2 separate regions of the Homo sapiens genome follow, and region 2 is linked to region 1. Evidence: read pairs that join two places in POLR2A ChIA-PET (ENCODE). Cell type or tissue: K562. All regions are shown on one strand. Each heading gives the region's core, and the rest is flanking DNA. Links, peaks and the distances in the headings are about the cores only. Region 1 overlaps LOC124903543 (a long non-coding RNA gene). Region 2 has its middle 8.8 kb from the start of RPS17.

Region 1 (5,377 bases), core at 242-5,241:
ATCATTCAGGAACAGCACTGAGAATAGCTCAGATAGTCAGCTCTTACCCTCTTCTGTGCATGAACATGTAGTAACTAGAAGCAATGGCTTTCACACTCAAGATTAATCAGGAAAACTGCTTTTTAAAGAAAGTGGGCAAACTTCCTAAGGAGTGTTTTTTGTTGTTTTAGAGACAGGGTCTTGCTCTGTCACCCAGGCTGGAGTACAGTTGTGCAGTCATAGCTCACTGCAGCTTCAGATTTCTGAGTTGAAGTGATCCTCCCACTTCAGCCTCCAGGGTCTTGGACTACAGACTTGCACCACCACACCTGGCTAATTTTTTGTAGAGACGAGATCTTGTTATGTTGCCCAGGGTGGCTCATGGAGTGTTTGAAGCGGGGTATAGGGCTTGAGAATGAAGTAGACCCCAGTTTGAAATACTAAAGAGATCTACCCCTCAGTGGAGGGTAAAGCCCACTTGAACTACTGTGAATGTCTCTAACCTGACTGTTTGCTTCTCCTTCAGACAACCTAAAAGGGTTTCTATCTTTTGATAGGCCCCACCTACTTACAAAGAACCCTCAGATGATTCTGTCAGCCAAGGAAGGGGCCTAACAGTGACTTACACATCTCTGCAAAGACACTCATGGAAACTACCATACTAATGAACATAGTCCTTTATTCATCAACGTAAACAGAAAACCAAAGATTGCAAATATATTAGGAAAACCAACAGCATGGAAGAGAAGATCCAAGTTGGACCAATAGAAAAATTGACCTTGGAGGAAACAGAGATAATTTAGGAAAGAAAGATTTTATAAAAATTGTGGTCACTATCTTCAGAATAATTTGAGAAGATGCTGCATTCAAGAACTGAGAAGAGGTGGCTATGGGAAAGGAACAAGCAAAGAACAAGAAAAGATTCTTGGGAATTAAAAGTGGGATTGCAATAGGGAACACTCAATAAGTGCGCCAAATAATAAATTGGATGCAGCGAAAGACCAAGCAGTTGATCTGGAATCAAGGAATCTCAGAATGTAGAGCAAGAAAAACAAAGAGACAGCAAACATAAGAGAGTGCCAAGGACAGACACAGAGATCCAGCATCTGTCTGATTAGGAAAGAACAGAGAAAATGAAAGAGAGAGAATACCCAAAGAAGTCACAGAACAACATTTTCTTAAGCTCAAGAAATATGTGAGTCTTTAAGACTGAAAGTGTTCACTGAACAAAATTAAGGTAAAAGGGTTAAACTCTTAGGCATGGTGGCTCATGCCTATAATCCCAGCACTTTGGGAGGCTAAGGCAGGAGGATCACTTGAGCCCAGAATTTCAAGACTAGCCTGGGCAATATGGTGAGACCCCATCTGTACAAAAAATTTAAAAATTAGCCAGGCGTGATGTCGCACACCTGTAGTCCCAGTTACTCAGAAGGCTGAGGTGGGAGGATCACTCAAATCTGGGAGGTGGAGGCTGCAGTGAACTATGATTGCACCACTGCACTCCAGCCTGGGGCAACACAGTGAGACCCTGCCTCAATAAAAAGAAAAAAATAAGATTAAACCTCCCTCACTAGCATTCTCAGTTCTCCTTACTCTATTTATTCCTTTTTTTGATAGCACTATATAATACTAGCACACTACATAATTGTCTTATGCATTATGCATATTATTTATGACCTGTCTCCCCTGCTAGAATGTAAGTTCCAGGAGGGCAGGAATCTTTGATTTGTTCCCTAATGAAGCCCAGCACCTTGAACAGTGCCTTGCACCCTGGAGCCATCAGTAAAGATACGTCAAATTGAATTAAAATCCAGACACATCTTGGTACAATTTCACAACTCCAAATATAAATGGGAAATCTTAAAATCTTGGGGATTTCCTAGAAAGAAAAAGAAACAGAACTTTCACCTGACATGAACAACATTGGATCCTGGACAACAATGAATAACATAACATCTTCATAGTTAGCAAGGAAGAAAAGCTTGGTACAATCTAAACCCTGCCGAAGTACCAGTTATTTGTAAAGGCAATCGTAGGGCATTTTCAGACATACAAGAACTTGGAACATTTACTGTTCATATTCCTTGGATGACAAAATTATTCAAACATATTTTCCAGCAAAAATTAAAGGAGGGTCCAAGAAAAAGGACAACATGGGATACAAGAAATTGAAACCCCAAAGAAGTGAAAGAAGCCAGCAAGAGATTAAGAGGATTCATCATTTTCAGATGCCCAAAAGGATTTCCTTGGACCAACATTTCAAATGGCATGAGGATTTACATTTATTAATATTCCCTGGCTCCAGTCATATTAATTGGTTCTTTTTTTAATGGGGGTTTTCCAGTAAAAAAAAACAAAAAACAAACAAACAAAAAAAAGAAAACCTGCTAGACAAATTCTAAAAGAGCTGTAACAATTGGTTATTTAGTTAATAATATTTACATAGTCACAAAGCTGAAATGCTATTTAAAAGTTTTTAATTTTTGAAACAATTATAGGCAAAACATAGAAAACTTACTTGGAGTTACAAAATAAAATGTAAATTTTATAAACGTTTACCCTGTAAGAACAGTAACTGACAAAAATTGAGGTGAGGGCAGGGGGTGAGCAGAAAATATGCTTCTTTTAAAAAAAAACAAAATTGAAATCCCCTCTGCAGTCCTGGTCCTCTCTCTCCATCTGTAGAAGCAATCACTCTCCTGAAATTGGGGCATGATCAACCCATATTTATATACTTTACCTATAAACAATATATAGTTATTTTATAAAAATTTAAAGTTTATGTAAATAATATCCTTACATGTTTTTTTCACTTAAGTTTTTGAAATCCACTGATTTTTATACATTTGGTCACTCATTTTCACTGTTAGAGTATTGACTATACCACAATTTTTCATTCCCCTCACTAATGGGCCACTGAGTTGTTTCACTACTCTAAACCACGTTGTAGTGAATATCCTTGTACTGTTCGCCTTGTGCACATGCTCAGGAGTTTCTCCAGGGCACCAATGCCTAAAAGTGAAATGGCCAGGTGCTGGGTGTGTGCACGTTATTTGGAGCCTCTTTATACTTGGTCGGTCCATCGCTTCTCTGTGATTTGGCTGAGATCAAGTGTGTACTTGATCAGTCCAGGACCAGCTCCAGCCGGTTCCTTTACTAACCTGCTGAGCTCTGAAAGCAAAGGCCCTTTAAGAGTCACTCAGCTTGGCTTTAATCAAGTGGCCTCAAGTTTTAGTGTGTCCAAGGACTGCTTGGGAAGCTTGTTAAAAATGTAGTCTCCCAGATACTCTGATTTGTTAGCTCTAGGGTGAGGCCTAAGAATCTGAATCTTTAACAAGTTCCCCAGAGATTCCAATACAAGTAGTCTGCAGCCTACACTCTGAGAAACATTCTCCTAATCCACAGCTACAGACAACACCTTTTAACCTAAACCAGACATCCACAAAAGGTGCTATGTGTTGCCAGAAGAATCAGATGGGTAAGGGGAGTCATTGCTTCCAGAATGTGCTGGTAGCAGAAACTCAAATCTCAAACAATGGTATACAATGGCCACAAATTAACAAGCAAGAGTTTTCACCCTACTTTGAGTCCAGGCCAAGACGTATAGTCTTCATTCTTGTCTCCCTGTGTGCAGGGACATTTTTTTGCTAGTTCACCCTTTTATCCCCACATCACCTTTAAAAGCCCCAGCTCTCTGCAGAGATGTCAGTATCCATTTTCTGCATCCAGTAAACTCAAAGCCTGCTCTTCTAACTTGGTGTAAACAAAAACCAAGCTTCCAGGTTACTGAGCTGGCAACCTCCCTAGAGCTGTGCCACGTTGCTCATAGACTCTAGGTCCCAGAGTTTAGTTTTCTCCTAGCCTCTGGGGCTTTTACCTATTTTCTTGGATGCTTGGATGTGTGTTTAAATGATTTTGTTCTATTTTATCCAGCTTTTTTTTTTTTTTTTTTTGAGACAGAGTCTCACTCTGTCACCCAGGCTGGAGTGCAGTGGCGCAATCTCGGCTCACTGCAAGCTCTGCCTCCTGGGTTCACGCCATCCTCCTGCCTCAGCCTCCTGAGTAGCTGGGACTACAGGCACACGCTGCCACGCCCGGCTAATTTTTTGTATTTTCAGTAGAGACAGGGTTTCACCGTGTTAGCCAGGATGGTCTCGATCTCCTGACCTTGTGATCCTCCTGCCTCGGCCTCCCAAAGTGCTGGGATTATAGGTGTGAGCCACCGCACCCAGCCTGTATCCAGCATTTTTAGGTGTTTTGTAGTGGAAGTGTTCTCAGATTATCTAATGAAGATAGTTTGAGATTTGAACTTGAAAAATTAAACTATCAGGTAAGAGGAGCAAAAAAAGAAGCATTTTCAGAGATGCAAGATTTCAAAAAAAATCTACCTCCCAAGGGTCTTTACTCCACCAAAACCAGGCAGTACACGATGCAGAGGAAGACGTGGGGTTCAGGAAACAGGAGCTGCAGCCCAGGAGTGAGGCTGAGGGGTCCCCTAGCATTGATGGGGTGACAGCTGTACAGCAAGCCTGGATGACAAACAGTCCTGCTTAGGGCAGGAGGGCTGCCTTAAAGAAAGATGAAATTATTAGGTTATCTAGTATGTTTGAAGGTCTTAGAGACAAAAACTTTTTCACCAGAGGATTTGAGGCAGAAGTAGTGAGAGGAAATAAAAAACTAAGCAAACAGGCTTATATTCCAAATGAAGACCCAAAGAAACAAGGAAACTTGGCCGAGTGCGATGGCTCACGCCTGTAATCCCAAAACTTTGGGAGGCTGAGACGGGCAGATCATGAGGTCAGGAGATCGAGATCATCTGGGCCAACATGGTGAAACCTCATCTCTACTAAAAATACAAAAATTAGCTGGGCATGGTGGCGTGGGCCTGTAGTCCCAGCCACTTGAGAGGCTGAGGCAGGAGAATCGCTTGAACCCGGGAGGCAGAGGTTGCAGTGAGCCAAGATCACGCCACTGCACTCCAGCCTGGGTGACAGAGCAAGACTCCGTCTTAAAAAATAAAAAAATAAAAAAAAAAGAAAAAGAAAAAAAAAAGAAACAAAGAAACTTGCACATTTTTGTGCTAGGTTTAAATTTTTCACTACTACAAACCATGTTGTAGTGAACATCCTTGTACTGCTTGCCTTGTGTACATGCTCAGGAGTTTCTCTGGGGCAATGATGTGTAAAAGCAAAAGGGCCAGCTGCTGGGTGTCTGCATGTTGTCTGGAGCCTCCTTATACTTGGTCAGTCCGTCGCTTCTCTGCTCTTTGGCTGAGATCAAGTGTGTACTTATCAGTCCAGGACCAGCCCCAGCCAGTGGGTAGTCATGAGGAAGTATGATTAGACAAAGAGGATGTGATCTAATGGAAAGAAACTGAGGGGAACTCAGCAAGTCCTGT
Region 2 (5,377 bases), core at 128-5,127, 560 kb after region 1:
GTGTTACCCAGGCTGGCCGTGCACTCCTGGCCTCAAGTGATCCTCCCCGCTCAGCCTCCCAGAGAGCTAGGATTACACTAGTGTGTGAGCCACCACATTCAGCCATGTACTCTTATATCTGTTAATCTGTTAGCCAACCTTTGGCTACCTCCTCCCCCTTCCTCACCTCTAGTAAACACTATTCTAAGCAAATAGATCTTAAAGGAGACCACCCAGAACCTGGTAGACTCCTATACAGCCATTGTCAACAAGACAGTGTGGGACCTCATGGTTGGTCTCCTGCCCAGGACCATCATGCACCTCATGATCAACAATGTTCATGCACTGCCCCATGGGGGCAGGGGGCGACTGTGGCACTGGGGATGGAGGTGGCCATGCTGGCCTGGGAGAGATGCCGACCAGCCCTATGGGACCAGGTCCAGGGAGGGAGGCATGGTCAAGACCAGAGCTGTCCCATAGAAATATAACATGGGACTGGGCACAGTGGCCCATCCCTGTAATCCCAGCACTTTGGGAGGCCAAGGCAGGAGGATCGCTTGAGCACAGGAGTTTGAGACCAGCCTGGGCAACATAGTGAGACCTGGTCTGTACATAAAAATTTTAAAAATGCTGGACTTGGTGGTGGCACATGCCTGTAGTCCTAGCTACTCAACAGGCTGATGTTGGAGGATCACTTTGAGCCCAGGAGGTTGAGGCTGCAATAAGCAGTGATCTCACCCACTGTACTCCAGCCTGGCGACAGAGTGAGATCCTATCTCCAAAAAATTTTTAAAAACCAAGTAGACAGGTGTCCTGGTGGCATGATAGGTCCTGGGTCCCCTTCCAGATCTGTAACCTTGGACAGGTGACTTTTCCTCTGGACCTCAGTGTCCCCATCTGAGTGAGAAAAGGCGGTGGGGAGGCAGATCTTCGAGTCTTAAGTGGTGTAGAAGCTGCGCCTGAAAAGCCGTACTTGGGGCTCCAAGCCCAGCGCACAGTCCTAGCAGGGCCCGGCAGGGCAGCCAGGGCAGCACAGGCATCAGGTTGCACCCTCCTTGCCTCTTTGCCCACTCTCAGACCAAGGAATTCATCTTCTTGGAGCTGCTATCCAACCTGTACTCGCATGGGGACCAGAACACGCTGATGGAGGAGTCTGCAGAGCAGGTACAGCGGGGCGATGAGATGCTGTGCATGCACCATATGCTGACAGAGGTGCTCAGCAGCATCAGCGACATCAACATGATCACCATCAGCATGCCCATGGGGGCCCGTGGATGACTCTTGGCTGCAGGTGCAGAGCATCCTGGCTGGACGCAGGTACCAGGGCCGGCCCCCACGGTCCCAAAGTCCCCCAGCCTCCATGACTGAGCCTGGGGAGTCTTGGAACGGGCTCCATGCCCAAGCTGGCAGATGTGGGTGCTCTCTGGAGCCATCAGAGAGGGCAGAGAGCTTGTGGTTTATGGTGTGGGGGCTGGGAGCTTGGAGGGGGGTGTGTGTTGGGCTGGATTCTGAGGCAGCCAGAGGCCTGGGAACATCATCCTGGGCACGCCGTACCTGTCGTGCAGTCTGAGTCATGCTGCAGGGCAGGTATCCAGCTCCCAGCCTGGGAGTGCCGAGAGCCAAATCCACTCCAGATTAGGGGTGATAGTCAGGGTCCCACTTCCTCTATCTGTCAGCAATCCAGTGGTGATCTAGGATAAAAGCCTGAGAGTCCTATACACACGGTCATCCCACAACACACTTCACAGGCCAGGCAGGGACACACAGACCCCATCTCTCCCTCCCAGATACCATCACAGCTGCTAGTGTGTGACCGAAGGCAGGGTCCCTGGCCCCCGCTGAAGCACTACTGCCAGCCAGTTGGCTCATGCACCTTGGCCTGTTGCTCCTAGAGGTCACCTATGCTATTCAACCAAGGGGACCACAGTGCCTGCTGGCCCAGCTGAGCTCTGTCCAGTGAGCCTGCCCGCCTCTCCTGCCACAGACTCTCCCTCTTCTGCTTTTCCCTGCAGGAAGGGCCCAGCCTCACCTATGTGACCTGCAGTCCCCCAACAAGCTGAGGCTCCCCTCTTAGACTTATAAGTCTATGGCCAGTGGCATCTGGCTGCCTGCCCTCCCTGCCTCCCCCAGGGTCCTCTCAGAGGGTTCTGGGCTTTCTGATGGCCCAAAGGGGCCTCCAGTGCTCACTCCAACCATCCATCCCTTTTAGCTTCATCATCCTGGTTCAAGCAGTGTTCCTTCCCTATCAGGCCTGGTGGCTGTTGCTTGGGGCTCCCCAAGGCGAGGGGTGGCCCTGGGCCAGTGGGTTGGAAGACAGGGTGACCAGAGAAAAGGGAAGCCTGACGGGGCTGAGCATTGGTCTGAACTGTGGGTGCACTGCCTGGATGCCATGGGAGAGGCGTGTGTGGGGTGGGGAGGGCCGCTGCAGCCCCCAGGCACTACCTGTGAAGCTCCGGCTTCCCCCTCCATCCTCCTCCCCTTTCCCTTCCAGCCCCTTTTCCAGGAACCTTACTACACACCCGCACCTGTGCCCTCCCGTCCCCAGCCCTCCCACAGCTGCTGTGTCACTCCCATGCTCTGCACTTGCCTCACCAGCAATCCGCTTGCTTTTCTCTCTCCTGTTTTCTCTCTGCTTTCTCTCCACTTGCCAGCTGATCGGGTCAGGCAAGTCCATCCCGTCCTGAGAGCCCCAGGCCCCACTTTGACCTCTAAACAGATCCCTCCTCTACTTGGAGACTTCCCTTTCCAAGCCTGCCTGAGCAGGTGTACTATGACTTGACAGTGGCTCTCCAGCCCCAAAGCCAGCCCTCTTCATCTGTGACTTAGTCTGTTGTAGTGGTGAGCTGACACATCCAGGTGTGACCGTTGCTGAAAACTTGTGCCCCCTCTGTGGTATGCCCCTGCCCTGTTCTATAAATAGCTATATATATATATGCAGTTACACATGGCCGACCGCCTCGCCTCTAGCACTAAGAATAAGTCCCTGTGCTGTCCTTTTGGAGTCTTGTGGTCCAGCAAGAGAAAGCTGTCCCCTGACATCGCCCCTCCAAAGTGTGCCACCTCCAGTGAGACTCCCTGTCATGCCCAGCCTGTGGACAGCCAGCCCCCGCCATCCCTCCCACCCTCCACCAAGCATGGGGGTGCTGTGCAGGCAGCCATGTGGCCTGACAGTCTCTACCAGTCCTGCTGTCCCTCGGCTGAGAATCAAACCCATTTCCGGATGACGGAGAATGTGTCCTCTGCTGGCTGTGTTCTCTGTGGAGCTCAGGGGAGGGGAAAGGCCAAGCCATGTTTAGGTGCTGTTGGGAGCAAGTGAAAAGACCACATCCTTTCCAAGGGACACTTTTCCTGGAAAGTCCCTGGAGCTTAGCTGGCTTTTATCCTGTGAAGCCAGCTCCGGCCACTAGGGGTCAGGGTCATGATCTCAGCCTGGAGGGAGACTGAGGGGCAGCCGGCATTCTGGAGGGACAGACAGAACAGGCCACCCAGTGCAGACAGGAGAAGGAGGCAAGGGGACGGAAGGGAAGATGCCTGGGGTGGATGGAAGTCAGTGCCCTTGGGTGCTGGTATCTGACTTCCCGGCCACTGCTAGATCAGGCTTCTGAGCCTGTTGGCTGTCAGGGCCGTACTGTGCTCCATAGGTGCTATGGCAGTCCCCATGAAATCCACCAGGTGTCACCAGGCAGCATACAGGTAACAGGCCTGGAAGGTCCCCAACAGCCCAGCTGGACATGCTCAGACACTCTGGGGCTCCTCATTCAGTGGGACAAACTCCAGGACCCAGTGAAGGAAACGGGAACACACCAGGCTGAGCAGTATGGCTAAATCCATTTATTCCAAAATGAAAAGCAAAATAAACAGGAGTCGCATCACCAAGGGAGCCACGACCCCATCCCCGCCTCCTTCCTATGTCCTATGCTAGCAATAAATACGTTTCCCAGATGCAAATAATTATTAGATCCTCCTCCCTATATGCCAGCTCCAACCTCCACTAGGTACGATACAGGGGCAGCCCCACTCCCCAGAATATACAAAATGTTACGCAGATACAATATATACACTGGGGAAGGGGGGGTCACCCCAGCAGCCCATGCCCTTGCCTGGTCTACTGTTAGCCCCACTGTCCTGCCTCAGCTGCCTCTCTGAATAAGAAGATGGGAGCTCCCCTGAGGGAAAAGTTGCTTTGGCAAGAGTAGAGAGGCCATCAGGCCTACTCCAAACAAACCAACTCCACCAGCCTCTGGCTCTTAAATAACAAGCATCATCGTCCAGAAATTTAAGGACTCAGCCCTGGTCAAGGTGGCAAAGGGTCTGTCTCCCCCCATTAGACAGGGGTCTTGCTACCCTAAAGGTAAAGAGGTGACTGGGAAGGGGTGGTAGGGACATGGTGGGGGCGGAGAGTCCAGACCCACTTCTCCAGGCTTATGCTGGAAGGGGCCTGCTTTTATTTATTTTTATTTATATCCCGTGACTTTTTTTAATCCCATAACTTCTTTTCCATAACTTTTTAAATAACTTTTCATACAATTTTTTCTACTTTTTTTGACACACTTTTCCACATTTTTTATCCCGTAACTCTTTCATCCCATAACTTTGTTTGTTCTTTTAATAAACACACTTACATAGTTACAATTTTGTAACAATAAAAACAGATTATCTCATGCCAAGCATGCCCATTATTTGCATGCTATAGTATTTAATACTGTAGTTTTCAAGACACACGAAATTTTAAGGCAAAAACAGCACTTTGCAACAATTTAATAATTTATTACATTACAGTAACATCACAGCAGTCAACAATGCCACTTTAGGCAAAAGTCAGTATTTCCATTATACATTCTGTTTGTAAGAATTCATAAATAGGTAAAAGTCATTCTAAGAAAACTTGGCAAATAAAGCTTTGGACTGGAATTGGCATTTCTTTCTCTACTTTTCCTTCCCCTGGTTTCTTTCTTTTAAACTGCAGTATTCATATTTAAAATGTTTTAACTTATTTCAAAACAATAAGATAGCAGTTACATTTTTTAATAGTTATATTATTTTAAAATGACAGATACAGTTTTAGAGAAATTATATTATGGATAGGGCTGATTTACATTTTCACATTTTCAAAAAATCATCTTTGGTTTTAGAACTGATTTTTTTCATTTCGAGAAAACCTATCTGGTTTAATCAAATACTTTAAAAATAATTATTATATATTGCCATCTTTAGATAGGTATTTTGATTCTTTACTTCCTACAGAAATTCACATTTATTCAGTTGAACTCATATTTTAAAATTCTGTTTCTGATGAACTCTAACCTTCTAATGTTGCCTTCTAAGCAAATTGAAAGCTGCCTTATACTGAATGAGGAAGAGAACAAATACTTGGCTGAATGAGGTACTGCAAAAGACT

Evidence for each region. Peaks named below come from ENCODE experiments on the same cell type or tissue, not always from the same donor. Only the 100,000 strongest peaks of a DNase experiment are listed, where the experiment ranks them.
Region 2: POLR2A ChIA-PET joins it to region 1 with 6 read pairs; 2 of 35 experiments call an interaction of 5 or more read pairs at or near these places.

Annotation. Positions count from the first base shown.
Region 1 is chr15:83,092,534-83,097,910 of GRCh38, reverse strand. LOC124903543 (a long non-coding RNA gene) reads left to right here. Exons shown (of 2, transcript XR_007064743.1): 2 at 1-2,535. It also overlaps the pseudogene LOC124903588. Among named protein-coding and RNA genes, the nearest start is that of TM6SF1, 12 kb to the left of the region's middle. In K562, for the core only: no CTCF peak of the experiment used is centred there; no DNase peak of the experiment used is centred there.
Region 2 is chr15:82,528,966-82,534,342 of GRCh38, reverse strand. It overlaps the pseudogene DNM1P38. Among named protein-coding and RNA genes, the nearest start is that of RPS17, 8.8 kb to the left of the region's middle. In K562, for the core only: a CTCF peak has its summit at 3,407 (motif pointing right); DNase peaks (open chromatin) are centred at 3,132 and 3,402; H3K4me3 peaks cover 239 bases.